Regions from separate parts of the Homo sapiens genome. Here region 1 is linked to region 2. Evidence: chromatin loops called from intact Hi-C (ENCODE). Cell type or tissue: GM12878. All regions are shown on one strand. Links, peaks and the distances in the headings refer to the core of each region. The heading gives the core; the rest is flanking DNA.

The links. Peaks named below come from ENCODE experiments on the same cell type or tissue, not always from the same donor. Only the 100,000 strongest peaks of a DNase experiment are listed, where the experiment ranks them.
Region 1: a loop joins it to region 2, with 2.3 times the contacts of the local background. A loop is called at or near these places in 1 of 110 quality-filtered maps.

Annotation. Positions count from the first base shown.
Region 1 is chr5:89,600,940-89,616,637 of GRCh38, reverse strand. The region is part of intron 1 of LINC02161 (long intergenic non-protein coding RNA 2161); the gene reads right to left. Among named protein-coding and RNA genes, the nearest start is that of LINC02161, 28 kb to the right of the region's middle. In GM12878, for the core only: no CTCF peak of the experiment used is centred there; no DNase peak of the experiment used is centred there.
Region 2 is chr5:89,429,152-89,444,849 of GRCh38, reverse strand. All of the region lies in intron 8 of MEF2C-AS1 (MEF2C antisense RNA 1), which reads right to left. Among named protein-coding and RNA genes, the nearest start is that of LINC02161, 140 kb to the left of the region's middle. In GM12878, for the core only: a CTCF peak has its summit at 9,277; DNase peaks (open chromatin) are centred at 8,209 and 9,309; H3K4me3 peaks cover 1,150 bases; H3K27ac peaks cover 4,787 bases.

The DNA.
Region 1 (15,698 bases), core at 6,230-11,229, 170 kb before region 2:
ATGTGATTCACATTCAAAATATTTGCTTGGTCCCAAATTCATGGACAGATAGGTTTCATGTGATTAAAATGTTCAAAAGTGTCACTTTTAGCCTGGCAATTTATTTGTCTGATCAACATTCTTTTCTGTGCAATAAGCTGATAAATATTCCAGCCAGGTTTTTTATTAATTCTTTTTGCTTTTCTTTTGTACCTTTTGACTGACATCTATTCACTTCAAGGGTGATTTTCCTGTTGGCAAGAGGCAGAAGAGACACACCAAGCATCACCTTCAGGAACAAGCAATTTAAGTACTATAATGAGATGGGTCTTTTCAGAGCCTATAATTGGTGACAAGGTATGGCAGCTTCATATCAGACAAAGATGTACAACACAGAGCTTATTAATGAGGATGGAGCATCATACTCAAGAAAGCTTCCTGTGACTATGAGACAGGAGAATATAACAGATAGTGTAGGTTGTTACTAAGTCCAATATCTCCAATTTGCATCATAAAACCTTTATGTAAGCCAACTCAAGCTAATCCAGGATAAGATATTTTTCCCCTTTAGAATTCACTAAGGTAGCCAGCAATCCATCACGTTGGATCCCAGCCCTCACAGATAACAGCAATAATCATCTAAACTTGCAGATATGCTCAATTTAATTGGGTTAGTTTAGTAACCTTCCTTGTGTTAGAGCCAACTTGCAAAGAGACGTAATATTTTCAGAGTTATGAAGACATAGCAGCTGGCCATAGTAAGATTTGATTGTGGATCAAGAAATCAGATTTTTATCATTAAGAACTCTTCATGGAAATATATATGGAATAAATAATAAAGTAAAATGATTAACAAGGAGACCTACAGAGATACAGGCAAAGCAAAGGAAAGCTGCCTTACTGACAGTGCTGAAATCTGTTACTCAGCTCACTCTCAGTTTTTACTAATATTGGGTGGAGGACACTAATTTTAAATAAAACCAAAGGATTAAAAAGTGGATTTTGAAGTCATACACTATTTTAATATTTAGAAGCTCTATGGAACTTCAAGAGGTTCAAATTATTTTGTAAATATTAATTGATCAAGCTTTATGTGATTTTCTAAGAGAGGTACAAGTGTCTTCTTTTTAACATTCTTAAATATACTAAGAGGGTAAATAATTTTTATGCAGTCAAGTACAATTTCAGGGAGAATAAAGAGCCAACCCAGGGGTTAGATTCCTGGTGCTTTTACTGGGAAATCATCCTTTTTCTTTCATGAACAATAAAGCAGACAGAAAACAAATACCTCTTCCTAATTGTAATGCTGAGACCTCTCTTAATGAGGGTAAAGTGACCAAGATGCTGAAGAATACAACACTGTCCAATCCCTTCACCATCTGCGGTATATCAAGTGTTCATCGATGAACTGTTTATAGTATAATTACAAAGAAAAATACAGTTAAAATAAACAGAATAAAAGGTAAAGCATTGTCTAACTTAAATGTTCATTTCCTGATTATCAAGCATTCTTTTCAGAGAAAGCTGCCATCATTTCAGCAGGTACTGCTTAAAGGGAAGTCTTTCTGTTTATAATTATGGGCCCTTCATTCTATTTATTCTATTAGGTTGTAGGATTCTTCCTCAGATTGTCAGTCTATGGTAATGTTTCTAGGGAGTTCACAAATTTTCCATATAATCGGAATATTTCTTGAAGTTCAAATTTGGCCTTGTTTGATTATAAGCTGGAATTATAGTTCAATAAAACTTTTTTTTTTTTTTTTTGAGACGGAGTCTCGCTCTGTCGCCCAGGCCGGACTGCGGACTGCAGTGGCGCAATCTCGGCTCACGGCAAGCTCCGCTTCCCGGGTTCACGCCATTCTCCTGCCTCAGCCTCCCGAGTAGCTGGGACTACAGGCGCCCGCCACCGCGCCCGGCTAATTTTTTGTATTTTTAGTAGAGACGGGGTTTCACCTTGTTAGCCAGGATGGTCTCGATCTCCTGACCTCGTGATCCACCCGCCTCGGCCTCCCAAAGTGCTGGGATTACAGGCGTGAGCCACCGCGCCCGGCCTCAATAAAACTTTTAAAAGCATTTACAATTATAATTGTTTATTGATGAAAATGTCCAGAGCCACATTTTAAATTAACAGTGATTGCGTAGGTATTATTGCTAATGCATCACATATGACTAGTTATGAAAAAGCTAGAAGCATCTCCTTCTGAGCATCAAAACTAGGGGAGGCAGAGTCCTAAGTGTCAGAGACTGGCTTTTCCTGTTTGTCATGGGGACTGGTCAACGCTAATAAACCAAAATAACAGATTCTAGAGAGGTTGGAAAGGACTGCCTTATGTTACTCCCTCCATTCAAACTTTGTTCTTACCCTCAGAACTGTGTGTTTTGATTCTAACCTAGACACTGATCAAAAACCTAGAATAAGTCTACAGTCTGCCTAATTCAGCCACTACAAAGTGAGGAAGTAAAGGGCACAGAGGTGAAAATGGAGTGGCAAAAAGGAGTCATTTATTCATGAAGACCATTCAATATCTTAGGTGATATATTTATTACAGTACCACAGGATGAAATCTGACATAGACTTTTCTAATTTAGTGAGTCCACTTGTGTCTCAAATTTAAATTTCATACGCCCATTGCACTTGTTCCCCACTTTCAATTATTTTCAGGGTAGATGAACAGATAACAGAATTTTAGAAATCAAATTTTAAATATTTGGGTTGCCCTTTTTTAGTCCACTCTCCTCAGAAACAACTTTATATGCAACCAAAGCAACATGTAGCTGCAAATTATGATGAATAGACCTCGGCTGTGATATTAGTCAGTCCTGAGGTCAGATGCAGGTAAGCCCCACAGCTCAGCCACTTCTTAGTATTAGGACCTTACATAGCCATGTGCCTATCTGAGCTTCCCTTTCCTCATTTTTACGTAAAAGTAATGATATACACTCTGTAGGACTGAGTTAGTGGTTAGAAATAATATATGCACAGTGTCTATCTTGGTAACTAGAATGTAATATACAGTGGATAACATTGCCATTATTAATTCCATTGTGATTATATGAAGCAGAAGGTCTTTGGGGACAGGATACTTTTCTGGGTGGGGACAGAACTGTATGTGGGATCATTTAATGGATGGCTCTTTTTCAAATATCTTGCTCTTGTGACAAGCTATGTCTGTGCCTTTACTCCAAGTGATTCATTCACATCTTGTCTGGCCACCTGCTTAGAACCTCACCACTCTTTCACTTTCACTAAGTGCTCAATAATAAAAATAGGATGACAAAGAGTTTGCCACTTCCAAGTGTGGTGACTCAACCCTCAGTGTTGTTTGCGAAGTCACCTTTCCCTCATTTTATGCAGTAGAACATTTGGGAATTAGAATGTTACTTGATAAAACTGCTTTATTCTTACCTTAAAACTTGAAAAAAAGAAATAACCTTTCTATGAATATGTAAATTATTTTTATATCAAATTTCAAATAAATTTTCTGTCTAATAAATAAGAAGTGTCCATAAATCCATGACAATTGTAGATGTAGGTTTCTTAACAGGTATAATAAATCAAACAGACACAATTAAAAATGATAAAGGGGATATAACAACCAATCCCACGGAAATACAAACTACCATCAGAGAATATTATAAACACGCCTATGCAAATAATCTAGAAAATCTAGAAGAAATGGATAAATTCCCGGACACATACACCCTCCCAAGACTAAACCAGGAAGAAGTTGAATCCCTGAACAGGCCAGTAACAGGCTCTGAAATTGAGGCAATAATTAAGAGACTACCAAACAAAAAAAGTCCAGGACCAGACAGATTCACAGCCGAATTCTACCAGAGGTGCAAGGAGGAGCTGATACCATTCCTTCTGAAACTAGTCCAACCAACAGAAAAAGAGGGAATCCTCCCTAACTCATTTTATGAGGCCAGCATCATCCTGACACCAAAGCCTGGCAGAGACACAGCAAAAAAAGAGAATTATAGACCAATATCCTTGATGAACATCCATGCAAAAATCCTCAATAAAATACTGGCAAACTGAATCCAGCAGCACATCAAAAAGCTTATCCACCATGATCAGTGGGCTTCAACCCTGGGATGCAAGGCTGGTTCAACATATGCAAATCAATAAACTTAATGCAGCATATAAACAGAATCAAAGACAAAAACCACATGATTATCTCAATACATGCAGAAAAGGCCTTTGACAAAATTCAACAGCCCTTCATGCTAAAAACTCTCAATAAATTAGGTATTGATGGGACGTATTTCAAAATAATAAAAGCTATCTACCCACAGCCAATATCATACTGAATGGGCAAAAACTGGAAGCATTCCCTTTGAAAACTGGCACAAGACAGGGAAGCCCTCTCTCACCACTCCTATTCAACACAGTGTTGGAAGTTCTGGCCAGGGCAATCAGGCAGGAGAAAGAAATAAAGGGTATTCGATTAGGAAAAGAGGAAGTCAAATTGTTCCTGTTTGCAGATGACATGATTGTATATTTAGAAAACCCTATCATCTCAACCCAAAATCTCCTTAAACTGATAGGCAACTTCAGCAAAGTCTCAGGATACAAAATCAATGTGCAAAAATCACAAGCATTCTAGTACACCAGTAACAGACAAACAGAGAGACAAATCATGAGTGAACTCCCATTCACAACTGCTTCAAAGAGAATAAAATACCTAAGAATCAAACTTACAAGGGATATGGAGGACCTCTTCAAGGAGAATTACAAACCACTGCTCAACGAAATAAAAGAGGACACAAACAAATGGAAGAACATTCCATGCTCATGGATAGGAAGAATCAATATTGTGAAAATGGTCATACTGCCCAAGGTAATTCATAAATTCAACGCCATCCCCATTAAGCTACCAATGACTTTCTTCACAGAATTGGAAAAAACTACTTTAAAGTTCATATGGAACCAAAAAAGAGCCCACATTGCCAAGACAATCCTAAGCCAAAAGAACAAAGCTGGAGGCACCACGCTACCTGACTTCAAACTATACCACAAGGCTACAGTAACCAAAACAGCATGGTACTGGTACCACAACAGATATACAGACCAATGGAACAGAACAGAGCCCTCAGAAATAATACCACACATCTACAACCATCTGATCCTTGACAAACCTGACAAAAACAAGAAATGGGGAAAGGATTCCCTATTTAATAAATGGTGCTAGGAAAAGTGGCTAGCCATATGTGGAAAGCTGAAACTGGATCCCTTCCTTACACCTTATATAAAAATTAATTCAAGATGGATTAAAGACGTAAATGTTAGACCTAAAACCATAAAAACCCTAGAAGAAAATCTAGGCAATACTATTCAGGATATAAGCATGGGCAAGGACTTCATGTCTAAAACACCAAAAGCAATGGCAACAAAAGCCAAAATTGATAAATGGGATCTAATTAAACTAAAGAGTTTCTGCACAGCAAAAGAAACTACCATCAAATTGAACAGGCAACCTACAGAATGGGAGAAAATTTTTGCAATCTACCCATCTGACAAAGGGCTAATATCCAGAATCTACAAGGAACTTAAACATATTTACAAGAGAAAATCAAACAACCCCATCAAAAAGTGGGCGAAGAATATGAACAGACACTTCTCAAAAGAAGACATTTATGCAGACAACAGACACATGAAAAAATGCTCATCATCACTGGCCATCAGAGAAATGCAAATCAAAACCACCATGAGATACCATCTCACACCAGTTAGAATGGCGATCATTAAAAAGTCAGGAAACAACAGGTGCTGGAGAGGATGTGGAGAAACAGGAACACTTTTACACTGCTGGTGGGACTGTAAACTAGTTCAACCATTGTGGAAGACAGTGTGGGGATTCCTCAAGGATCTAGAACTAAAAATACCATTTGACCCAGCCATCCTATTACTGGGTATATACCCAAAGGATTATAAATCATGCTACTATAAAGGCACATGCACACGTGTGTTCATTGCTTTACTATTCACAATAGCAAAGACTTGGAACCAACCCAATTGTCCATCAATGATAGACTGGATTAAGAAAATGTGGCACATATTACACCATGGAATACTATGCAGCCATAAAAAATGATGAGTTCATGTCCTTTGTAGGGACATGGATGAAGCTGGAAACCATCATTCTCAGCAAACTATCGCAAAGACAAAAAAATCAAACACCGCATGTTCTCACTCATAGGTGGAAATTGAACAGTGAGAACACTTAGACAGAGGAAGGGGAATATCACACACCTGGGCCTTTCATGGGCTGGGGGGAGTGGGGAGGGATAGCATTAGGAGATATACCTAATGTAAATGACGAGTTAATGGGTGCAGCACACCAACATGGCACATGTATACATATGTAACAAACCTGCACGTTGTGCACATGTACCCTAGAACTTAAAGTATAATAAAAATAAATAAATAGGTAAATAAAAATGGTTAAAATTATTTCAGTAATGAAATGTAACACAAATTAATATGAGAAATTGGATATAAGAAGATTCTAGTTTATGGAAACTTAAGGAAAAGAAAACAAGGAAGAGATTTTTTTTTTTTTTTTTGGAAAAAACATGTTAGGAAACTAACCAAGAATTCCCCAAACGATTAATTTCATTTATATGAAAATCTCTTGTAAAATGTGTCCTGTAAAATGGATGCATAACTTATACCGTTACTTTTTCTGGCAGGTGCCATTTTTCCAGGGGAAATGTTTGAATATTATAGTGACTTTTAGAAAGTAACAGTTGATAATAATTTCTGAAGTTTGAAACTGGTGACTATCAGATGTTAGGCTGCACTGAAACTTAGTTGGTAATTGCTGATTTTTATTCTCTCTGTTCCTCTAAGCAAGCAGTATTGCAGAAAGCCCCATATCACAATATCACTGGCTGAAAATAATTTTGAAATTGGAGTTATTCAAATCTATCTATCTGTGAAGCTATTACTTGCTCAACTGCCAAGAAAAAAGAAAACTTTTAAATCTTTATCAAATATTTAGATCTTAACTTTTGCCATTTTTTTCTTTTTTTTAGGAAACTTATATTCTCTGAGTAATTCTCCAAGTTTAACATCTGTACTCATGAAGAAATATTTTAGTTCCTTGAATATCCTATGTTATATAACTCATTCCAGTGATTCCCAGTCTTTTGTTCCCAGAAATCTGGAGAATACTCCTTTTTATTCATGAGAAGGAAAAAATGTAATAAATTGCTCACTACACTTCCCAGTTTATTTGTTTTTCAAGTCAAAGGTTGCCTTCTTCCTGGGTATTTTTTTAAACAAGTGATAATTAATGTAGACAATGATGTTGTGTTCTACTTCCCATTCTTTAAAAGGGTTTAAACATTGCTGACCATGAAGAAGGTAGCAGGTATATTCCAGCACAGAAAAAGAGTAGCTGACAGCTCTTTGGTGGCAGTAGCAAGCAAATGTGTTGTCTTGATTTGTAAAGGGTTTTAATGTCATCAATAGTAATTCAGCAAAGAGAGAGTTGTAAAATGCAGCTCAAAATGTAGCAAATTGCATCATTGTTAGTGCTTTAGAATTTTAAAATATCTGCAGCAGATGGTAGAGTGCTAGGAGCAATGTCTTCCTTTAGTGTCTAGGAAAAGTTTATGTCATCATAAACCCTCGCATGATCGAGGCTTCTTTGGCCTGCTGAAAAAAGTTGTTATTTATTTTCCAGGAAATAATAGTTTTCTTTTAAAAATATTTAACAAAGTATCAAGAAATCATATTTTCTTAGAGAAATGGATCACTTTCCAAGGATATGAGAATATTATATAGTATCCTTAGAAATGGGGAAATATTTTAAAACAACTTAATAGAGGATCTTTTCTCCTAACAAATAGTTCTCTGAAATATTGTCTAATCTTGTTTTAATCTGAATAAGAAAACCATTTCCACTTAAAAAATAATTTATAATACTTTATATACTCATCAAATTTTAGCTCTGGGAGCCTCATTAAAAGTTAGCTACTCTTATCATTTATAAATGGTGGGACTGAATCTCTTAGCACTTTCTCAAGAACCCTTAGCACTTACTCAATACATCTGGAATTAGGCCACCAGGTAACTCTTCTTTTTCAACTTAGATTTTGTTTTGCATTTTTCTAATGCACTAAACTGTAGTAATAATAATAATAATAGTGAATTGTTGTTTGTGGCCAGTACAAAAACTTCCTAAATTAAAATTGATAATTGTGCAACAATTCTAGCTATCAATATTCTGAAACCTTGAAGAAACATGCAAGGGATTGCCTTATTTTTGTGAATTATGCAAAAATCAAAATAAAGAATAGGATAAATGACATACTAGTTTTAGAAGTGGGACCAAAAAATCACTTCAGAGTAGAGAATATTTCACTGCCAAATATTATGCACAATGATTTGAGGTTATATATCAAGGCAGCTGCTAGGATACACTCTGGAAACTAGGCTTGGAATGTCAGCTTTGCCACTTAATGTTGTGTGATCAAATTTAAAGTCTCTGTGTCATGGTTTTGTCATCTGGAAAATGGAGCTAAGGCCCATACTAAAGTGTTGTGAGGATTAAATGATTATTAATATAAAACACTTTAAATAGTCTCTGACAGCCAGCAAGTTTATACCAAATTTAATTGTTCTTACTATTATTATATATTAAATTTCATGCATTATAGAGTGAACTTTTTCTCAGGAAGACAGCATGGCAATGGCTGAGCCCAGCAGAAAAGTACAGGTAATTGTGAGGAAAGATAATTGGTGCCAAAGAGCTAGAAGAAAAACAGGTACCAAAGCTGGTTGCTTGAAAAGTGCTCCAAAAACTATTTTCTACTTTGTCTGTCCTATGGAAGTATCCTCAAACCAGATGGAGTTAATTGTCTTTAGTTTACTCTTCTATCTTGGTTTTCTCTATCTTTTAAACATTAGTTTCATTCTCTATCTGGATATATATATATTTTTTACAGTTAAGTATGCTGAAAAGATGATGACTCAGATTGGGGCTACTGAGAAAAGATATTCTGATAAGAAGTAAAATAAGGGCATTCACCTGGCTGGTGTTTCTATCTTGTGTTCAGCCTCCCTCGATAATACTGGAAAGAGAAAAGACAATCTTGTGGGGAAGAGAAATATTTTTATCCTGCCCACATATCATCACAAACGCTAAGGTAGAGTTCCTTTCAGTTGTTCCTCACAGTTCATCTTGATTCTTGGTACCAAGGGACCAGGCCAGCATTTTCACTAACTAATTAACTAGCTGCTACCCCGTACCCTCACCCTGCTCAGTCACTTCTTTCCTGAAGGCCACATGCCCTGTGTGATCCTTCTGCTCGTGGAAAGACAAGGGAGAAAGCAAACAAACAGCCAAAACAAAGGCAGAGATGTTGCTAGGCATGCTAGAGGAGTATTTCTAGAGATGTTTTATTCTGAGCCTCAATACTTAACTTGTTGTCTTAGCCACCAGTCTGTAGAGATTCTTTTCTCTTGATAAAACATTTTGACCTTTCTCTTACTCTCTCTATAGTTATATGTAAAGTTAGTTGTCAGGGACTAGCCTCCTCAGTCTTTATCCAGTGCTCGTTACATTGTGATCAAGGACAAAGGAATTGATGCCTCTGGCTGATGTCCCTCCCTGTGCTTGTCATTACTGACATGCACCTTTCTAACTGTCACCCTTGAGTAACAATATATCATTTTTGATGGTCATCTTCTTTCACAGATTCAGTCCTCAACGTATATGAAAAAAGGCCAATCTTTCTCCCCATCTTCACCTATCAATTCAGCATAGCTCTTGTGCCACAAGATACAAAAGAAATCTGCTAGAACACAGTTCATTCTTACGTGGGTTTACAAATGCTGCATATTAATTTAGAACTAAAAAAAAAGGGAAAATCACACAAATAAGAGACAAATATAATAAGATTCCCCTACAAACTGAATATAATTTTGTTAACCAATATTATTACACATATCGTTTCCTGAGCCAGAGAAAAATACCAAGGACAGAGCTTTTTCCAGTGACCTTGCATCGTGCGTTGATGCTCGAGTGCTTCACTATCCAAGAACATGCCTCAAATTCATTGTTTCTGTGCATGGAAAAATTGAGGTCCTTTGTGTCACCTTCTCTATAACTTAAACGTAGATGACCCCCTTGGATTGTCAATATCTACATTCTTTTTTGTTGATGCACAGTAAAAAATATTTGAATACTTTCCCTTGGAACTAATAAATTACAGGCATGTAATATACGTGAAATATATATTAGGGGAAATATAGGGGATCCTTGTTACATAAGTATTCATTTCCTGAGTTTCTTCAATTGAAAGATTGATAAGACACCCAAATTCTTACCGCACAAAAATATGTATTAATAAAACAATCACTTGTAAAATTAGTCCTTTCTCTCCACTCTTAACTTGGCATCTATTCCCTATTCATTATGTCTTCATTGTCACTTTCACTTGATGTCAGAAGACAGTGCAAAATAAAAGTAGGACAAATTTATTGTTACATGAAGCTGAATGTTTTAAAAGATGCTAGATTTTATAAAACCAGTATGCTTGGAATAATCCTACACCTTCTCCTTCCTTCTAAAGTGATCTCTGATTTTTTTCAGGATTCTACACAAATCCTCATCTCCAGATGGATTTCTAATTAGACAATCCAAGTTCCTGACAACTCCCTCTTAGCCATCATTGACTCAGTTTGAGCCTATGACTTTAATTGTCCACTTGACAAAAGAGAAAGACTTCCGTTCTAGGTTTGGGGAAGAATGGGGAAGAATTTTCTCTTTCACATGTTCTTGCTCTCTCTTCTTATGAAAATCAAAAAGGCATCCTAAAATATCTCTGGAAGCCATTGTGAAACTACAAGGGAACTAGTTTTGGATGAGGCCTAGGATATGAAAGTCAGGTTTAGAGACAAAGAGAACGTGAGTCGTTGATGGCGTCAGAAGCACCTGCCATCTGATATCTGGCGCATACTCTATATCCGGCTATGTATGCTAATAAATATCCTTGATCCTTGCTGTTAATACATTTTTGAATTGGGAATAGGTATTTCAGGCAAAATCACCATAATTTCCTACAATGAAAATGATGGAGAAGAATTGCCTAAATTATAAGCAAAAACACTGACAGATCAGCATATGGAAGAAATAGACCAGTTACCAATTGCAAAAGAGAAAATTGCCAAGAATGAGGATATTTTATATGCTCCAAAAGAGAATATTTGGATATCATAAAACCAAAAAAGACCTTGAAGAAATTGATGAATCACTAGAATATTTGTTTCAAGTATATCTCTCTTTATGATCAGGCTGTGCCATAGAAATATAAAGGTGTCCTATCCTGTCCTCAAATAATTTCACTGGAAAAATTCATCTCCTTCCAAATAAGAATCCTTTACTTATTTTGAAATTAATGCATACTATTAATTTTATTAATGTTTGAATAGATGAACCTATTTTTAAAATATTTGTTTTCATCTCTCAGCATAATTTTTCCAAAATATTTTTATTATTTAAACTGGATTTACTTTTAGTTAATTTTTTCCTGTAACATTATCATCATATACAAAAGACTTTTTGTATATAATGGATTTATAATTTCCAGTTTCAGATAGAAATGAAATTGTAAATGGAATTACTAAATATTTCTTTTTCAAAATAAATAAAGCACTATATGCCATAGGTTAATGCATATGATAAACCCAATCATACATTTTACAATATGGCATGATTCGCATATCATAGCAGATATAACATGACTAGCTTAAAAAATTATTCAAATTTTGTCCAAAAACTAATGTTTAAAAAGGACTTCCTTCATTGAATACGAGTTTTAAATATTTTTTTCTCAACAGTATAGTAAACCATAAATATTTCCAAGTCTTCAACATTGCTAGCCACTACAGATTCAATGAGATATGAGTCATAATCTTATACCTCAAAAAGATTTTTCTAGTTGTGTAGAAAAAAACCCTGGATATAACATTAAAGTAGGATAGAGCTAAGGACCAGGCCAGTGCTGGAGATAGCAAGTACTGTGGTCATTGAGAGGAAGGTGCCTTGGACAGGGCTAAGCACTGCTCAGACACCACAGATTGTAATCTACATGAATTCTTGAGTTTGCTATTCAATGCGTGTTCTTGAATCATAGGCATTAACATCACCTAGGAGCTTGTTGGAAATACAGACTGTCAGCCCTTTCCCTGGGATTTACTGAATCACAATCTCCATTTACAAAATCCCCAGGTGATTTACATGCTCACTGAGTTTGAGAAAACTGCATACAGGGTATGAAGCAAAGAAAGATTCCCAGTCTTCCTTTTTCAAAATTGTTTTTCCTGAATTAACGATATCTAAGGCTTTAACGCCCGTTTTAATGTATGCACAGATGTCTTATTCACTTTGCAAGCAATATTAATCTTCTGTGAGCTGGATCACTCTGCAAGACGCGCACTCGACCACTTCTGTGCCAAGTGTAAGGGGCTTCCACACAGAGTTCTCACTCTCAGGGATCATTCCTGGATTTCATCTTCATTATCTCCAATTTGATTGCGAGAAGCACTTGACGAGAGTCCAGTTTATAATCTCAGTTTGGGCGCTAATTAGCAGCATGATCACAGTGACATAATTATTTTAGGTAATGTTTTCTTATTTATAAAAGGAGATCAAATGATCACTAAATGTCCTTTAAGCTCTGTGAGTTAATTCAGTTTTAGATTTTCATACATTAGAAGATAAAAGGATTGAGATTAACACTACTTAGACTTCTGTGCAATCTTTCAGAACAAAGAATGCTGAAGAAATGATAGTGTGTGTAGAATATGTATGAAAGCAGGTTGTTGTTGTGGTTAAAACAAGTAAATGCTAAGATTCGACACCATGTTTTTATTTAAAGAAAATTTTTTTACTTTAAAACGTAAAACAGATTTTTTTTTTTACCTTCAATAACCAACTTTGAAACACTATATATATTTCCTATATGAGCAAAACATTGTCGGGATGACTTATAAATAAAGGAGAATACTAATGAACTCAACTTGGCCATGATATACTTATTTTCTTTTTTCTCCCTTTGACATAATTTCTTAAAATTTTCTTTTCTTATTTAGAGTTGTGCTATTTCGAAATACAGAAGGCATCTTATCAAATGCCTTACTTTCAAAAATTCATAAAGAAAATAATTATTGAATATTTTGGGAGCAAGGCAATGCTAATCTCCATGGGACATTCAGAGAAATAATACTAGCTTATGATGTTAACATTTTTAAATAACAGAGTTGTGTAATTATGATTATAAATTTAGACACAATATTTATTGCAGGACCCCTCGACCCCATGTCAGAAGTTATGTATGGTAGACATGTTCCCATACACGACCTCATATAATCCTCATGACAATGCTATAAAGTAAATATTATGATTTCTGCTTAGCAGAATATATACTGCAATATTTTTTCAAAAAGAAGAAAATCCCAGCCCCTTCCTTGGGATTTAGTGAATCACAATCTTCCTTTGCAAAATCCCCAGGTGATGTACATGCTCACTGAATTTTGAGAAAACTGAATAGAGGGTATAAAGGAAAGAAAGATTTCCAGTCCTCCTTTTTCCAAAGTTTATCTAGAATTAACTTTCTCTAAGGCTTTAATGTCAGTTTTAGTGTATACACAGATGTCTTATTTATTTTGCAAGCAATATTAATGTTCTCTGTGTTGGACCACTCTGCTTGCAAGATGGGTAAAAAAGCTACCATAGTGGTCTGGGAAATAGGTTATGAGGACTTGTATGTACCGAATTGTACGTATTGAATTCTATCTCCCCTGCCAAATACACATATGTAGAAGTCGAAACCCCCAATACCTCAGAATGGGATCTTATTTGGAAATAGGGTCACTATACATGTAATTAGTTAAGATGAAGTCACACTAAAGTAGAGTGGACCCCCTAATCCAATATAAATAATATTCTTATAAGATCGTCATGAGAACATAGACACCTGCAGGGAGAATGACAAGTGACGACAAAGGTAAAATTGGAGTTGTGCAGCTGCAAGGGAAGAAACTGCAAAGACTGTTCAGCGAACTACCGGAAGGTGGGATGGGATATGGAAAGATTTCCTTCCTGGTCTCAGAGAGGAGCATCGCCTTGCCGATACCTTGATTTCAGACTTCTAGCCTCCAGAATTGGGAGATAATAAATTTCTGTTAAGTGGCCAGTTTGTGGTACTTTGTTTAGGCAGCCCTGGGAATCCAATACACTTTACAGTAAAGAATGGGCAGAAAAACTGAGAGAAAGACATATAAACTATACTAGAAAAGACAAAAATAAAAATAAAAAGGAAATGTATACAGGGAGTCAATATATGTATAAAGGTAAGTTAAAAAAAATTCAGAAATTTTGAACTTGGGAGACCACAGAATATAAGACAGTTTGAGTATCCCTTATCTAAAATGCTTGGGACCGGAAGTGTTTAGAATTTCAAGTTTTTGGCTGGGCGCGGTGGATCACGCCTGTAATCCCAGAACGTTGGGAGGCCGAGGCAGGCGGATTACTTGAGGTCAGGAGTTCAAACCAGCCTGACCAACATGATGAAACCTCATCTCTACCAAAAACACAAAAATTCCCAGGCGCGGTGGCGCTTGCCTGTAGTCCCAGCTACTCCGGATGCTGAGACAGGGGAATCGCTGGAACTTGGGAGGCAGTGGTTGCAGTGAGCCAAGATCATACCACTACACTCCAACCTGGGCCACAGAATGAGACCCTATTTGAAAAAAAAAAAAAAAAAGGAAAATTCAGATGTTTTTGATGTTTAAATATTTGCATAATCATAATGAGATATCTTTGGGATGGGAGCTAAGTCTAAACATGAAATTCATTTATGTTTCATATACACCTGATACATATACCCTAATGGTAATTTTCTACAATATTTAAAAATTTTGTACATAAAACAATGTTTGCATACATTGAACCCTCAGAAATCAAAGGTGTCACTATCTCAGCCACCCACGTGGCATCATGGTGGTACTAAAAATGTTTCAGATTTTGGAGCATTTTGGATTTTGGATTTTCAAATTAGGGATGCTTAACCTGTAATATTATTAAAAACTGGTAGTTGAATTGTTAACTAATTTAATAATAGAATTGGGTGAAAAATGGAAATAAGGTAGAGAAAAGGGGCTGTGGATAATCATAGTAGAATAAACCTTAGGAAGAGGATAATAAAATAAATTTCATACGTTTTTAAAAAATAATAAAATTAAGACAGAAGTTATAATCAAAGAAGATTGAAATATTTGCTAAAACTATATATGATAAGAAGGATAGTACACTGAATGCTTTTATGTTCGAGGAACTTTATAGATACTATTATTCATCTTCACATCAGTACCATAAATGTATCAAAAGTGAGTAACCGTCCACCAAATTCATCCCACCTTCCAAAGAGGTGAAGCTAGGAAGTGGATGTTTGCAGACGTTTTCCAACCCCTCTCACAGGTAAGTGTTATTTTTTATAATATTGACTTGTTCTCACTAAGATAATGTGAACAAAATGATGAGTTCAATTTACAGGCTTAGCATTTATGAAGCAGATATGCTTCCTCCATACCTTCTTTTTTTTTTTTTTTTTTTTTTTTTGCTAGCTGGATGCAGATGGCCTGGAAGACCCCGCAGCTGGGATGGCAAACTATGGCCTATGGACCAGATCTGCCCTACTGCCTG
Region 2 (15,698 bases), core at 6,323-11,322:
GGTATTTTTTAGCCTTATTGTACTTAGTGACATTTAATGCTTCTGGATAAAATCTTTTTAATTTCAAGTTGTGGTTAACAAAATGTTTCTTTCCTTCTTACTCTTGTGTTTCTTGCTGCTTTTGCTTCTTCTAGCACTCAAACTTCATGTTTTTTTTTTCAAGCATTCTGTTTTTACAAAGCATAGAAAACAGTCACAAAAGAGAGAATTTAGAGAAAGTGTCATTCGATAACCATGACAACTCAGAAGGCAATAAGAAGAAATTTGGAATCTAATATTTGTTTTATGAGCAGTAGAAAACCTGCCAATTGAAGCAATAGTCCTCTGTTACCTGCCAGAGTCATACCATGGTTGAAATGGAATAAATCTGAAGAAAACAGGAAGATGTTAATATGATAACTTGAAAAGAAAAAATACATAATAAAAATCCACTAATGTTACTTTTGTCATCTCACAACATCTCACATCTTTATATTTGAAAACACATGTCCCCATGCCCATCCATTCCCCACCCTCGCTTCCTCTTCCCTTCTCAATGTACATAACATATTCCTGTATGAGGTTTTGATTGGGCAATAGTGTGTATATTTTCTTAAAATAACAGGAAACGGCGGGGGGAGGGTGGGGGTGGAAATGCTAAGCAAGATTAATTATGATATACTCTAACATAAATTATGTTAAAGCATTGACTCTTAGGCTGTCAGGGATTTCAATTTAACTCATATTTATTTAAGTAAAACCCCCAAGCTTTTACAATTCAAAATCCACATTTCAAGTTTGGATACTATAAAATAAAAGGTATACTACACATCAATGAACAGATTAAGCTCAGAACGGTGGTGATGGTTATTGTCAGATTTCTGCTAAAAAGACAACAAATCAACAATAATATAAACCAAAATTTCTACAGAAAAGACAAATCTATAAAAAAACAGGTCCTACTTACCACTTTATAGTCTGTCTGCATTTGTGTGCATGTGGCTTGCATGTGTGTGTGTTTATGTGTGTGTGTACTTTTCTTTGCCACACATTTGCCTCTTCTCTAATTTATTTCCTCCCTTATTGTTTCTTTCCCTTTCCTCTTTTAAATATATCTTAAGGTCTTCTTCAGCAATTCCAGGCCATCTGTCCTCACCGTACTAAATAAGCATTCATGGACACATGGCTGCCTCCTCCAGACTGACAAAGGCTCTTTAGTATAGCTAAGAGAAATGACCCAACAGCAGTGGTGAAGAGGCCTAAAAATATTTAAAGTATAAAAAAATAGCAAGACCCACCAACTTTCTCTTTGCTTGACTCCCCCTTTTTCTTAAGTTTATTTCATGTTGTACCATTGGAATCTGCCCTTACAGAATGTATTTGCATAATTTCCTGCCAAATTGAATATAAGCCTATTTTTAAAGGTAAAGAATCCTTATATCAGAAAAAGAAATGAAAAAAAAAACTTTTAACTTGTTTTTAAACTATGCTTGCATATATTCCTATGTAGCACAATTGGCAAGCTTTTAAAAGACAGAAAGGTGATTGTGTGTAAGAAGCATTCCTGAAATTTCTACTTCTATAGTAGATACAAGGGGTTTGATAGATATACTGTTTTAGCAGTTTAATAAGAATGCATCCAATGAGCAAATATGCTTTTAAATAACTTATACAAATTGGAAGACAATAAGGACACACAGTTTTTTTAAAAAAGTACTCAACGTATTAAAATTTTACATAAATGACTGACTCACACCTTTTCTAGCTGACCAATCTTGGACTTTTTGCATACTCTGTAGAAAGATTTGTTTTATTCTCAATGAATAATGTTTTCTTACATAAATTTGTTGGTTTATTAAAGCATTTTATCTAATGAAAAATATTTTAATTGGATGTAAATTATCACTTTATTTTTTTCACAACAGATGCTGTGTGAATTACATGAACTTATATGAATTTCTGAGCTACTCATAAGTATTCAGAAAACTGCTAAAACCTGTTAGCTGAATAAAAGATAAGATATTCCTATTCTCTTTATGGACTAAACCTTGCATATGTAAAATTGTTAGGCTTTTTTTTCCCCTTGAAACTTAAGAAAGTATGTATAAGCAAGTGTTTCTTCATTCTTTCACCTATACTATATATGCTTACACCTATACTAAGTATAACCCAAAATGATGTCTTCTAGGACTTAAGCTACAAAATGGCTGCACACTACCTTTCATATATTTTATGTGAAACAAAAAATCTCTACTCAACATTGCTCTTCTCTATTGACCATCATAAATCTTTCTTTAGTATGCTTTCAGCTTCCCTCTCTTCATTACTAATTTGCTTTTAAAAATCTGTTTCTTAAAAACATCTACAACAAAAAAATTTGGTAAATTATATCTTTTCAATTTTAAGAAAAAATAATAATTTTAAAAATGATCTTTGAATTATGATGGCACAAACAGAGTAAATCATCTCGTTGACACAACAGAATGGAAGTCAAACATTGAAGAAATTATTATCTATGTGAAATACAAATCAAGATTTACAGTTTTACAAATGCTTTTTTGAAAATATATATTATGGTGTATATGCTTATTAAAACTGGTCTTACAAGGGTGTTTGTGTGTAGGGGTTTGAAGCAATGATGTGGGAAAGAAGGAACTGAATTTAGGTGGTGATGAATTTCATTAAGAAGTAGGTGTTCATCAGTGTGTGTCTTAAAGTGTTCAGTGTTTTTTATAGAATGTTTCCCCTCCTTCAAAAAAAATCTAGTGGGTGTTCAGTGGGTTCTTTTGTTGTTCAATCTGTTAATTAGAATTTTGCAACAAACCTTAAAAGAGGAACAAGGTATGGTAAAAAGGTCTTACTGTAAAATTCAGAAAATGTGAATGCAAAAATCAAAGTCAAAATTATAAACATGAGAGGAAAAATACCAAAAGATTTTATATAAGTTTGAAAATAAAAAGCACAGCACCCTCTGAGAATCATAAGGCTACAATTAGAAATATTTCCGGAATTTGATTGGAGAAGGAGGCAGGATCAAAGCAGCAGACTCTATAGACAGTAGATAAAATGCCCTTATATTTATGGTCTCATTTTGGCTGACAGAGAGAGAATAAATTATAGTTCTAACTCAGATTTTTCCAAATATTGGATAAATGGGTAGGAGTCAAGGACCTGCTTCATCTCTAATACATCAAGCCACTTTAAAAAGTAAGAAAAGAAAAGGGTGTGGAAAAAAAGACCAGGGAATATACACATTTAGTTCTGAGAATCAGTTCAAACCTCCTTAAATAGTATATAAGTCAAATGCAGCTGTCCAAAATGTAGAGCCATTTCTTATATATTTTTGCTCCCTTAATAAAGTTCTCCTCGGCACTTTTTAGTTTATTGTGTCAAATTCTTGATGAATTTAAATGGATAGATAATTTGAACCATACATCTCCTGTATATTTTAATTTCGCAGGAGGAAAATAATTGGTCAACTACCTGTAGACAATTATTTTGAAAATAAATATTAAATTAGTGAAGCAGCAATTGTACCCTCTGGGAAACAACATGAGATAATGGAATAATATCGATATCAAAGCTAAACAGACTTAAATTATAAATTCTTACTCTATTTCTTACCAGGTATGTGGACATTGTCACATTACCCGCCTCCCTGAGCTTCAGCCCCTCCTCTGGAATCAGGGGATAATTGCTTCATCATGGACTGATTATGAATACTAAATATGATATGTAAAGGGCCAAAAGGGGTTTGAACTTATAATGGGTGCTCAGAAAATGTAACACTCCCAACCTATGCCTACCTCGACCTGGACTACTAGAGACACATGACCAGTTTAATCACCAGAAAAATGATTCCTCAGGAATTTCCTGGAACAATCAGAAATCCTTTAGGATATTTTTAGCATTGAAGTCAACAGTCTTCTTAATAAAGGCTCTGAACAATGAAGTGGATTTTCATGTGTAAAAGATGCAGGTGGGCATGTGGGTAACTCTGGTAGGGGAGTTTTCTTTTAAAAATCCCCTGTTGAGAACCATAACTATCATGAGGTCTACAATGGTATCAAAATTATTGTTTTATTAACAAATTCTCCTTAATTCATATATACATACCATTATAAGCCACGGATTCACAGAGAATAAAATGTGAATATGGAATGTGGTCCATTCAAATAATACTTAAATTTATGATATTGTTATGGTCAAATAAATTTTAAAAATATACAGGTTTGGGCAATAGGGGAATTTTTAAAAAAAATCATTACTGAATTTTTCTGTCAATATTTGATAGTGAAAAATGAATTTAAATTATTTTAAATTGAGAAATTTATGTTAATTGTTGTAATAAATAGATAATAAATTATCCAAGTAAAATACTTTTCAAATTAATATACATGTTTAATTTTAGGAGATATTAGCTTATTTCTAGCCATTCATTTTAATCCTGTGGAATAATACATGTTTGTTTCCTTATGAATATCTTTGGAAACACTCTATATTGATATATATGATATAGAAGCAAATGCAAATATTAAATCTTGTATAAAACCATTATTTTACAGAAAAATATGATATTCTGCAAATAAAGAAATCTTTTTGAAAAAATTACACCATACCATAATGCTTCATAAAGTTAAAAAAAAAAAAACTCTGTGGCTTGAGACAAAGAATTTACTTCTGATTAGTAACATAAAGAATACACTTTGCCTCTTGGATTTTTCTGGAAGTCCTCATGGTCTTCTACCAAATACGTCTGTGTATGACTTTTGTTGTGGTTAATTCTGAAGAATGTATGAACAAATATAATTACATTATTCATCATAATTTAAAAATGGATAAATGATCATATCTAGGTGATTAAAGTGTATTTTTCTACCTTAAACATATGATCATGCATGCATGCATACACATATACCGTATTTTCTATGCATTTAACTATGCTCACAGAAACACCACTTGAATTGTTCTGGGTTGATCTCAGAAAAAAAGGCAGAGAAACACAGTAGGACTGCTTTAAAGTTACATGTTCTCTATTTCACCTATATTACAAATGGTCCATGTGGTTTTTGGAGTCTAGAAATACCTAAAGGAACTGATATCACTAGCAAAGATTCCATAAGGCTGACATGTAACTTTGCTTTCCATTTACAGCAGAAACAGCCTAAATTACCGTGGAAACAGAAGCACAATTACTTTGCCAGAATCTGTTATATAAAGTAGTAATAATCACTTTCTCTTGTTGTCAGATAGGAGAATACCACATAAGTAAAGTGGAGAGAAAGTGACTGTAGGGAAAAGAGAGGGGATGTGAAGGTACACACACACACACACACACACACACACACACAAAAGAAAATGAAAAGGGTCTGAATATTATTTTATAAAACTTTGGTTTGTTTTACAAGACAATAAATTAAAGCAATTTTTCTGAGTAGCTCAGGCAGTAAAACAGTTCATCTGAATTAGTCAAAGTGGAAATGTGAGTTTCTGTCTGAAGAACATAGTTTAACCATAAATTCATGATTCTATACTTTCTCTCTAGCCAGTCCAGAAAAAAAGTCTATCTCTTTCTGGTGAAGAGATTTGAAGCATTATCTTCTTTGTAGCATCTGATTCTGTGAAAAGTTAAGGAAAGGCATTCTTTGGATTTCTAAAAATTATGCACTCAGTGTAATCAGGATAGACTAGGTTATACTGAGATAACACCTCCAAAACTGCAGTAGATAAGTGCAACAAATGTATATTTATTGATCATATTACGTGTTCATCCCAGGACAGCTGGGAACTCAGCTCTACATCTTCTCACTCCAGGTTGATGAAGCTTCTATCATCTGGAATGCTGCTGGTTGCCTTGACAGTGGTAGGGAACAATAGCAAACCGAATTTCCTTTTAAATATTCCATCTTGAAGAGACACCTATCACTTCTCCTCACATTTCATTAACCAAGGCAAGTAATGAGGACACGAAGTGTGTTTCATGTCCTGAGGATAGGGAAATGTATTTTGACCATGTGACCAGAAGGAGAGGTAATAGTGACCAATTATAAGAGACCCTCCATGGGAAGGCTGAGCAATGAATTTTGTCTCTTTTCATTGTTGTTTACAAACTCTTTCATCTTAATGATTGTGTGAAAACCTACATTGATTAATATGGTCAAAGGTAATGCATAGCTTATCCTTCATAGTTTCATTTCAGACAAAAATAGAAAAAAAGTAGACTCCTGCTTGCAGAGACCCATTTCCCTGAAATGTTTTCTGGCTTTTTGTTTTTTTGACAAAAGAACAGCCAGCCATTAGAAAATTACTGGGCTTGTAAAAACATCGCTATTATAATAAATATCCTAGAGTCTCAGTGTATGAGCAGTGCTATGGACACCAACTTCTCAGTTTATTTTATGTGCTCTTTCTGCCTCTCTATGTTGAAAGTCAGGGCCTCTGCTTTCTCCAAAGATGTCCTTGGATTGACATCGCCATTATGGCACCAGTTGTTATTGCTGTGCTGTTGCCAAGGTAGCCAAAATATAGACCTGGGTTCAAAGTAGTAACTGGGTGTGTAAGAGGGTAGTCACTTCTACTCTCATGGATACAGCTGCTTGAATGTGACAAATACTATTAAGATCGTGGGTCTTATTACCTCAAACCACAAGGTGCTATCTGAACAAATGCTTGGCTTTTAACTGTCAGATTCTTGAATGTGTCACATTTTTCTTCGGATCTTTGGGTTATTGTAACAGCTGTTTGTAAACATTGTAAAGCCCACATTAGCTACAGAGTGAGTAGAAATATTTTGACCCAAATATCTGCCCCCTGAACCATGATAAGGAATGTAGCCTGTATGCTGACACTTAAGCAGTAGATTTAAATAGAAACTAGGATCAACTTCCAGCTGAATAAGTCAATAGGCATTTTTGATTTCTGACTCCATCTGGGTCAGTTTTCATTCATCAGATGGCCCAAAAACATCCATTGACGTTGAGACCTTAAATGAAAAAAAAAAAAAAAAAGGTAATAAACTAACAGGTATTTCCAACAAGATTTTGGCTGGGCAATATTTTCAATGAGAGTCTAATCTATCCTCTTTGTTTGACAGTTAAAGTTACCAGTGCTTGTTTAATAGCCATCCTTTTCTTTAGAAACAGGGACACAAACAGCTTTAGAATTTGTCATGCTCTGATCTCTTTCATTCTGAAAATACCCCATGCTATTTTATGTGGTGGTAATGAGTTAGATATTTCTAGTGTTTGCCTGGGTAAGCAGTCATGAGGGCTGTTGTAATAAGTAAATAGTAAGACTACATTGCTCTGATAATAGCAACTTTCATTGAAGGATGTGAATGTGCCTTGCAAAAGAATGATATAGAATCCTTAGAAAGGCTTTTATTAGCAGAAATGTAATACAACTATTTTTAAAATGGAAACAGTAAGGCAGAGTGGAGAAAGAATCTCTGATATTGTGTTTCTAGTATCAATTGTAATTTGGGACATCTAAGCTATCAACCCAAGCAGTTAAGAAAAGTTCTAGTAAGAAAATGAACTTGTAGCACATTGAATATTATGGGAAATCTTGTCCTCAGCATTTCTGGATTTTGTAGATCCACATATCTGCCAAGAAGTTGTATTAGATAGTTACCTTTGGAAGCGGCCAAATGATATACATCCAGTTGAAATTGTGATTAGGATTGAAAACATATTTCTTACATTAATAATCTAATCCTTTTGTCCACTCTTTACAAAATAATTAGATATATTATGGCCATGACCCCCAAAAGTTAAAGATATTTCCTATCAAGCTCACTTAAATATAGACAACCATCTACTATTTTATATATAATGGTTATAGCAGTAAAGATAAAGCTCATATATTTGCTTCTGGAAGAAGTACTTTTTTTTTTTTAGAAGATCAACCCTCTTGTTTTTTATTCTAAATATTTGAGTCATAATTAAAGGTAGTTAGGATTAAATACATAAATAACAAGGTAAGGTAGCTTAAGTGTATGCTGGGTAACAGGCAATGTCAGACCAAGATTTTACTGGAGCTAATCAAGACAACTGAATGTGGGATGCATGTTTTCATTGTAAAAATGCAGGCAAGCTTTTTAATGTTTTCTTTTCATGTGATGTTTAGACAAATTGAGGTTTGTTCTTGTCTCATCGAGCTCTCATTTTCTCTTTCTGTCGTTCTTATTCTCTCTCTCTCCCTCCTTCCCTCAAGGAGAATCTCGAAATGAAACTGACAGAGCTGTGTTTCACTCTTTTATGGTGTAATGTTTGTGAGGTTTCTCACATTGTTTACATGTTTCCTTGAAATAAAGATGGCACTTTCATTGAGCATGTGTCCTGAATTTCCTCACAAAATCAAAATTGAAAATGGAGGCTAGAAATAATGCTTAATATCTTTTATGTCTATTTTGTCATGAAAATTATTCTTTGTCAAAACTGGCCCTGTATAAATAGAGAGGAAGAATATATTTTTGCTCTATTGCCTTCTACACCTCTTTGTATTATTCTAGTACATATTCTAGTATGTTTTTCTAGGTTCTACTCCTAAAGTCCCCAGGAGTCCACAGTTTAGTGACCCTGAACATTTAAGATTTTTAGAAAGTGTCTAATTTCTAAATTTTGCATTCTCATCTATTATTACAAGTTTGCTGGAGTTTTCAGTCTTGTGGGCTATAATGTAATAAGGATGTCAATACTTTATGCATCCTATATAGCATGTGAGCAAATAACAATCCTATCAAGATAGTTTCTTTAGAGAATTTTTTGTAGAAATCATCTTATAAACTGTTGCCATATTTCTAAGTTCACAGAAAATAAGTAAAAACAAACCAAACTATACTTAGTGTTTAGTGCCCCTTCTTCCCTCCAAGCTGCCCCTTTCCCTACTCTCCAAAGTCAGAAATGTCAGACTCCTAGAACGTTGTTAATAGGAAACAATCTGAGAGTACTAATTTCCACTAATTCATGAAAGTGTGAATGACTCTTAATCCCTTAAACTCCCAAAGGTTGAGAGTGATTGGAATAGTTGCTACCTAAATAAATCATGAATTTGTAGAACTTTAACATAACAATACATTGATGTAAAAAAGATTCAGATAATACATAAAGATTTATTTTCAGTTAGCACGAGAAGATCATACCAATTTAGATGTTTGCCTCTGCATCTTTTTATCTATAACGCTCGTGATTTACACAGCTTTCTTATTCTTAACTTTTTGCACCACAGAATCTAAAAAGTCCCATTCGTCTTCATTGTGGTTCCTATTTCAGCAGCTGCAAGGCACTGGTGTGTGGGGAAAGTGTGGCAGGAAAGAAGGTATTGTGTACATTGATTTTGGGTAAATCAGAAACTGTGTATTTGCATTCAACTAGGGACTTTCTGGGGATACTGCCTGACTTGAAACTGTGAGGAGTTCAGGGTCTGTGGAAGGTTGTTGAGAAAATATTTAAGTTCCTGAAATCACACCATTGGTGTAGCCTTTTCTATCCTTTATATGTGACTTAAAATTCATTTTGTTCATTTCTAAATGAAATAAATGAGGTTTATACACCATAACCCTAGCTTCCTAGCTGTGGTGCTAGTATTCACTAGTCCCGTGTTTTTCAGAAAATCATTTTATCTCTTTTTGACTCAATTATCTCCTGAATCAAATGGGATCATGATTCTAGCTGTGTCTTTCAAAGGTGCTGTTGGAGAAATGATGGACGAATAGATATGAACATGCTGAGACAAAGTTAGGGATATTATGCAAATTTTACATATTTTAATTATCAAATATTAAGAGACAGGACAAAATGCAGCTTTAAAATATTTTCTTTAACTCTTTATTATAACTAATTTCTTGTCGAGATCTAGGTTAAGATTTAGGGAAGTCATAATGTGAACTACTTTGTTGAAACTGAAATTAACATGAAGTTTCAGATTTTATAAAGTAGTTATTGGAATACCTTTATAAAACTGCTTGCCCTCTTGCCTTTAAGAATGCCAGGGAACTCAACATACTTCTCAGGGTCCTTAAACACAATCAATGACAAAATAGTTTTTTTTTTTCCCTGAAAAAATAATCAGTGTTATTCCAGGTAAGGATTCAAAGATATTTGAACATATGTGATAAACTAAAATTAAACTGGACTAAAATTAAAACTACAGTTTTAATTTTATATCACACAAAGCATTTATGAGAGTATATTGTTTAATTTGTAACCCAAGAAACAGTCTTTGGGAATGTCAAGATGCAATTGAGGAAATGTTTCAGGGGGTTGGGTCCTGTATTAGATTGAAATGGAGGCAAGAAAGAGTAAGGCTTTCTATATTAATGGCATTGGGGTCCTTTTACACCAACAGTCTATGAAGCTTTAGAAAAGAGAGAGAGGCACAAAGCAATCTATTCAGCAAGACATACATATATACAGTATTTGGTTTTGCATTACACCCAAAAAGATGGTGTAGTGCAAAGCCAAACACTGTACAACTCACTTCCATAGACTGGAATTTCACAGACTTGGGTTGATATTGTGTGTCTGATTATATGCCTAAACAATAACTCTATTTGATAAAAATCTTAATTACAACTATCCATACTAATATTCAACTATCAATACTAATATTCAAAGTATTTCACAATGGATCTTATGCTTTCTAAAATGCAAAACATTAGATCTTTCCAGCAATTATAAACAGATGTTAAATATTTCTTTATAATACATATTCATTATATATTACATATATATTGATCTATATATATAAATACTTACAAGCACGTGTATATAAAATTAACAGTCTCAAACCTTGTCAAAATTATTCTATTACAAAGTCAAGTTTTTCTTTGATTTACGTTACTATTGTACTTTAAAGTTATTCTTCCTTTATGAAGGGATCTGGGAACACTATATCCAGACACTTAATGCAAACTGGTCTACTGGACATTACATGGTGCCAAAATCAGATACTTGTGAATTTAACACACCTAAGGCCATCTTTACATTAGTACATTGCTCACAGCTTCAGCAGAAAGCATATTGGACAAAGTCACCTGCTAAATAACTTGGCTCAGGAAGTCAGAAAATAAGCCACTGACCTCCAAAATGAGAAGAATGATGGTGAAAGGATAAGCCAAAAATGTAGGTCACTTTGATTCCTGATTTTCTGTCACTCCCGCTTCTAATCCACACCAAGTTTACCTCTTAAACTTCCCTTATATTCATGAATGTCCTTTCAGCACACCTCTCTAATGATCATTAAACCCTTTGAATCATTGAAATACTTTCTCAATGGTTTCTTATAGTCTAGCTCCCCTGAAATTAATTTTCACAATTGCAGTCAAATAACCTTCCAAAAAGGTTCAAATAATATCAAATCTCTCTCCCCGCTGCTGAAAAGTCTTTTACACCACTTCCCTTAGCCCTAATGACAAATGGATAGGTTTGTTTTGTTGTTCATGTTAGACTTTGTCTTTCATATGGTTGGTTTACCTCAACTTTCTCAAGATTCTTGGATGTGTAGTCACATTTATAAATGATGAACTATATTGAATAGCACAGGTAGCTGACACATATTCTGTTTGCTTCTGTTCACTACCATTTCCCCGTGAGGCCTCTCACCTGAAAGAGAAGCCTGAGTGAAGGTTCTGTGTAAGTGAGGGAAGTCAGGGGAATGTTTTCACAGCCAGTCTCTTTGAAGTGCCCCTGGGAAAAATTGCAGGTTTCAGAGCAGGAGCCTCCTACAGGCTGTAGTCCAGTGCATTTTACTACCAAAAGAAGTGCTCTTCTGCCTTTTATTTTAAACTTATTTTGTGGTGTGTGTGTGTGTGTGTGTGTGTGTGTGTGTTTGTGTGGCTAAAATCATGTTAGGATGTGCTCCACTTGTCTGTCAGACCCCGGCATCTTCACAAAGATAATTTTGTTATAAAGATCACCCACTTGCACTTCATTTTGAGAATAGTCCTTGGGCTTAAGCCCTGGAACAAAAGCCTTTGCTACCAAACCATAGCTCTATTTACACCTGTATGGAAAGGAAGAGTTCTACTGTCCCAGCTCTTTGGAAAATAGCTGTCTAAAAAATGACCCTGGATTGCCCCCTCGCCTATCCCTGCCTTCTTTATTTGTTGATTCACCTTCGAGGTCTCTTAATGACTTCTGCTAAATTTCATCTTCTTTTATTTCCCTACCAATCATATTTCACTTATGCTATTCTCATAAGTTTTTATTATTTATTAACTTATTTACTTCAGAAATTTCAACTTTTATTATAGATTAAAGGGTACATGTTCAGATTTGTCACCTGGGTATACTGTGTGATGCTGAGGCTTGGAGTCCCAATGATCCTGTCACCCAGGCAGTAAGCTTGGTACCTAACAGTACCCCTGCCCGCTTGCCACCCTCCCCCATCTAGTAGTCCCAAATGTTTATAAAATTTTGATTCACTAATGGTACACTTTATTTTTTCTTTCCATAGTGTCATGTTCTCTTTCATTTTAATTCACCATTTCTGTCAATTCAAGGAGAATCTGAGGCAAAGAAAATACAGACAGATTTGAACTTACTAGATCAATTTGAACCAGAAGCTTAAGTTTACCTTTAATTTTGTTGGAAAAATAGTTTGAGTAAATTAATAATTTGATCATTAAATTATAAAAGACAGTTGTAACATCTAGGAAAACTTACTATTTTTAGGACCATTAACTTCAAAACTGTTTCTATTAATTTACAAACAACTTTATGCATTCTTATTAAAGATGATTCTTTAAGAATCAATTTAGAAAACTTAATTATCTGATCATATCAAAATTAACAAGATTAAATATATTTATATATTTTTTATTTTCTAATTCAGATAGACATTATTTTAAGGAATTTCAGTTAGTTAATTATTAAATATCAATATTCAATGATATTGAAATTAGTCAAACTGATGATTAGTAAATATCCCATTTTGTTGCTAAATAGTAATGGATGATAACAATTTTCAGTTGTTTAAATAAAATCTTACTTATTTTGCCAATCCTCAGCCAATCTTGATGATTCTTTCCATCACAGCATCATTTTAAATCATAATATTTTTTAAAAGCCTGTTGAAGTTACAGTAATTAATGGGGATTAAATTAATTATATACCTTTTAAAACTCTCCTGACAACTAGCAGAATACCAGTAAATGATTCGTGAAGATCTGAAAACCATCATAATGTCCCTATAGAAACATGAATTATTATGAAGGATCTATGAATTGTTTAAAGGAGAAACAAAAATAATAAAATAAATGGGGTCTTTCTTCTCAAAGTGGTTACAAATATTATTGATGAAACTAAATATTTAATCTTCACTGAAACGTAACCATAGAAATTAGTCTACAGGTTGTACATACATTTCACACAGAAATTCCATTAAATCTGAGGAGATAACCCATGGGACCAGCAAAAAATGGTTCTGTGGTAGGAAATGACTTTTAACTAAAGGTTAAATAAAATTGTACTGATGTTATTTTAAACTGATTACTCAAGACAGTGGTTCTTTTGGAATGGTTCTTACTTCAATTTGCTCTTCACTTCTTTCTGCTTTTTAAATTCCCAGTACCCTTTTATTTCTCTTATGCTCACGTTTTTATCTCTATTTATTCCTTCCCCACTCTTTCCAAAATCATGGCCCTACCTCATCCTTCACAGAGATTTATATGTACAGAAAACCAACTTACTAGTTTACTCCTCCTTCTCATGATTACCTTTTCCTCTACCACCATTTATTTATCTCCTTTTTTCCCCCACCTAAGGATTCATCAGAACACTAAATTTCCACTGATAATTTATATTCCACCACAAGCGCAATTATACACTTGGTTACATGTTTCATTCATAGATCTTTAATTGTTTGTAGACTAAAATTCTAAATGATGATGGCAAAAGTGTGATGATAATTTAAATACCCAAGACTAAAATTTCCTGAAGATAACTATCATTTCTATTACTTATCTATGCATCTAAACATTTTGTAAATTATAACAACATTTAAACATTTTCTATCCAATCTATCTGTACAAATATGGCTTTAAATTATATACTATATATATATATCAAAATATATTTGCATTGAGTTTTAATTAAAGTATACATTGAAAATTCAGCCATGAACATATTAGTATTAATTAAAAGAGTTCTCGCATATTCTTCTCTTCTCCTCCTAAAAGCTAAATTTGTTTCTCAATTTACTTTTATAGTGTATTTTTGAAAACCCTTTCAATATTTAAGTAAGCACTTTAGGTAAAACAGTCATCTCTAACTAACATTCATACAAATGTGTTCACAAACAAGGTTTAAAATTAGGCAGTAGTTGGATTTCCACAAGGCTAGGGAAAACTGGTTGAAAAGGAAGGCTTTACTTTTCATTCATTGTAAAGTTTTTCAAAATAGGATTTAATTCAAGAACTAAAGGTACATTTTATTTTTAAAAAAGCAAACTCCACTTCAAAACTTTTCATAGGTAGTTAGCTACTAATACTGACTGGATTTGCCTATAATTTGGTTTCAGAGAGTTCACGCCACCTGACAATTTTGGATGCCTGAAAATCAAAAGAATTACAGAAAACTGAATATCAGGTGACTCAAAAAGAAGAATTTAATTAACATCAAAATACAGAACTCACTAGGGTTACACTTTTTAAGTTTGAGAGTCATAGCCATAGTCATATTGGATTGTCACAAATCTGATAGTCAATATTTGTACACTTCTTTTAAACAAAGCAGGGTTCTGGAGAAAGATGCAGAGGAATCAGGAAGAATCTTCATTTGGAGAGGTTAGAATATTAAATAGAAGATAGAATGTCATATTATTAACCAAAGAAAAGGCAGATGGAAATTTTATAGTGTTCTGAATTTTTATTGTGTTTCTAGTTTAGTTTAAACTCTTCTACAAGAGAGCTTGCATTTCTTCAATACTTATAACTATACAATGAAAGATATGGATTGTTTTTAAATTTTATATATACAACCTAAGTAAAACTGAGCCTTTTGTCTTCCACCTTAAGGTCAATCTCAGTATAGAATTACATTGAGGCTGGGTGCAGTGGCTCACACCTGTAATCCCAGCACTTTGGGAGGCCGAGGTGGGTGGATCACTTGAGATCAGGAGTTTGAGACCAGCCTGGCCAATATGGTGAAACCTCATCTCTACAAAAAATACAAAAATTAGCCACACGTGGTGGTACGCACCTGTAATATCAGACACTCAAGAGGCTGAGGCAGGAGAATCATTTGAACCCAGGAGGCAGAGGTTGCAGTGTGCTGAGATCACGTCACTGCACTCCAGCCTGGGTGACAGACTGAGACTCCATCTCAAAAAATAATAATTACATTGAAAAGAACATAAATCCAAGAAAAATATTTAAAAGATAAATTAATGTCCACAATCTCTTAAGAAGGCAACAAGCCACAGTATGTTGTATCAACGCTATCAAATTTCTTTACACTTCTTTGCCCAGGTCTTTCCCCAAAGTCTTGCATGTCAAATCATTATCTATATTTTTCTTATTTTAGAACAATGCCAGGTGCTTTTTAAAATAAACTGTTTATTTTGGAACAATTTTAGATTTTGGAAATGTGCAAAGATAATACAGAGAGTTTCCCTGACCCCCTCATCCAGTCTCTTGGACGTTAACATCTTACATTTCCATGGTAAACTTGTGGAAACTAAGAGGTCACCACTGGTACATTTACTATTAACTAAACTCA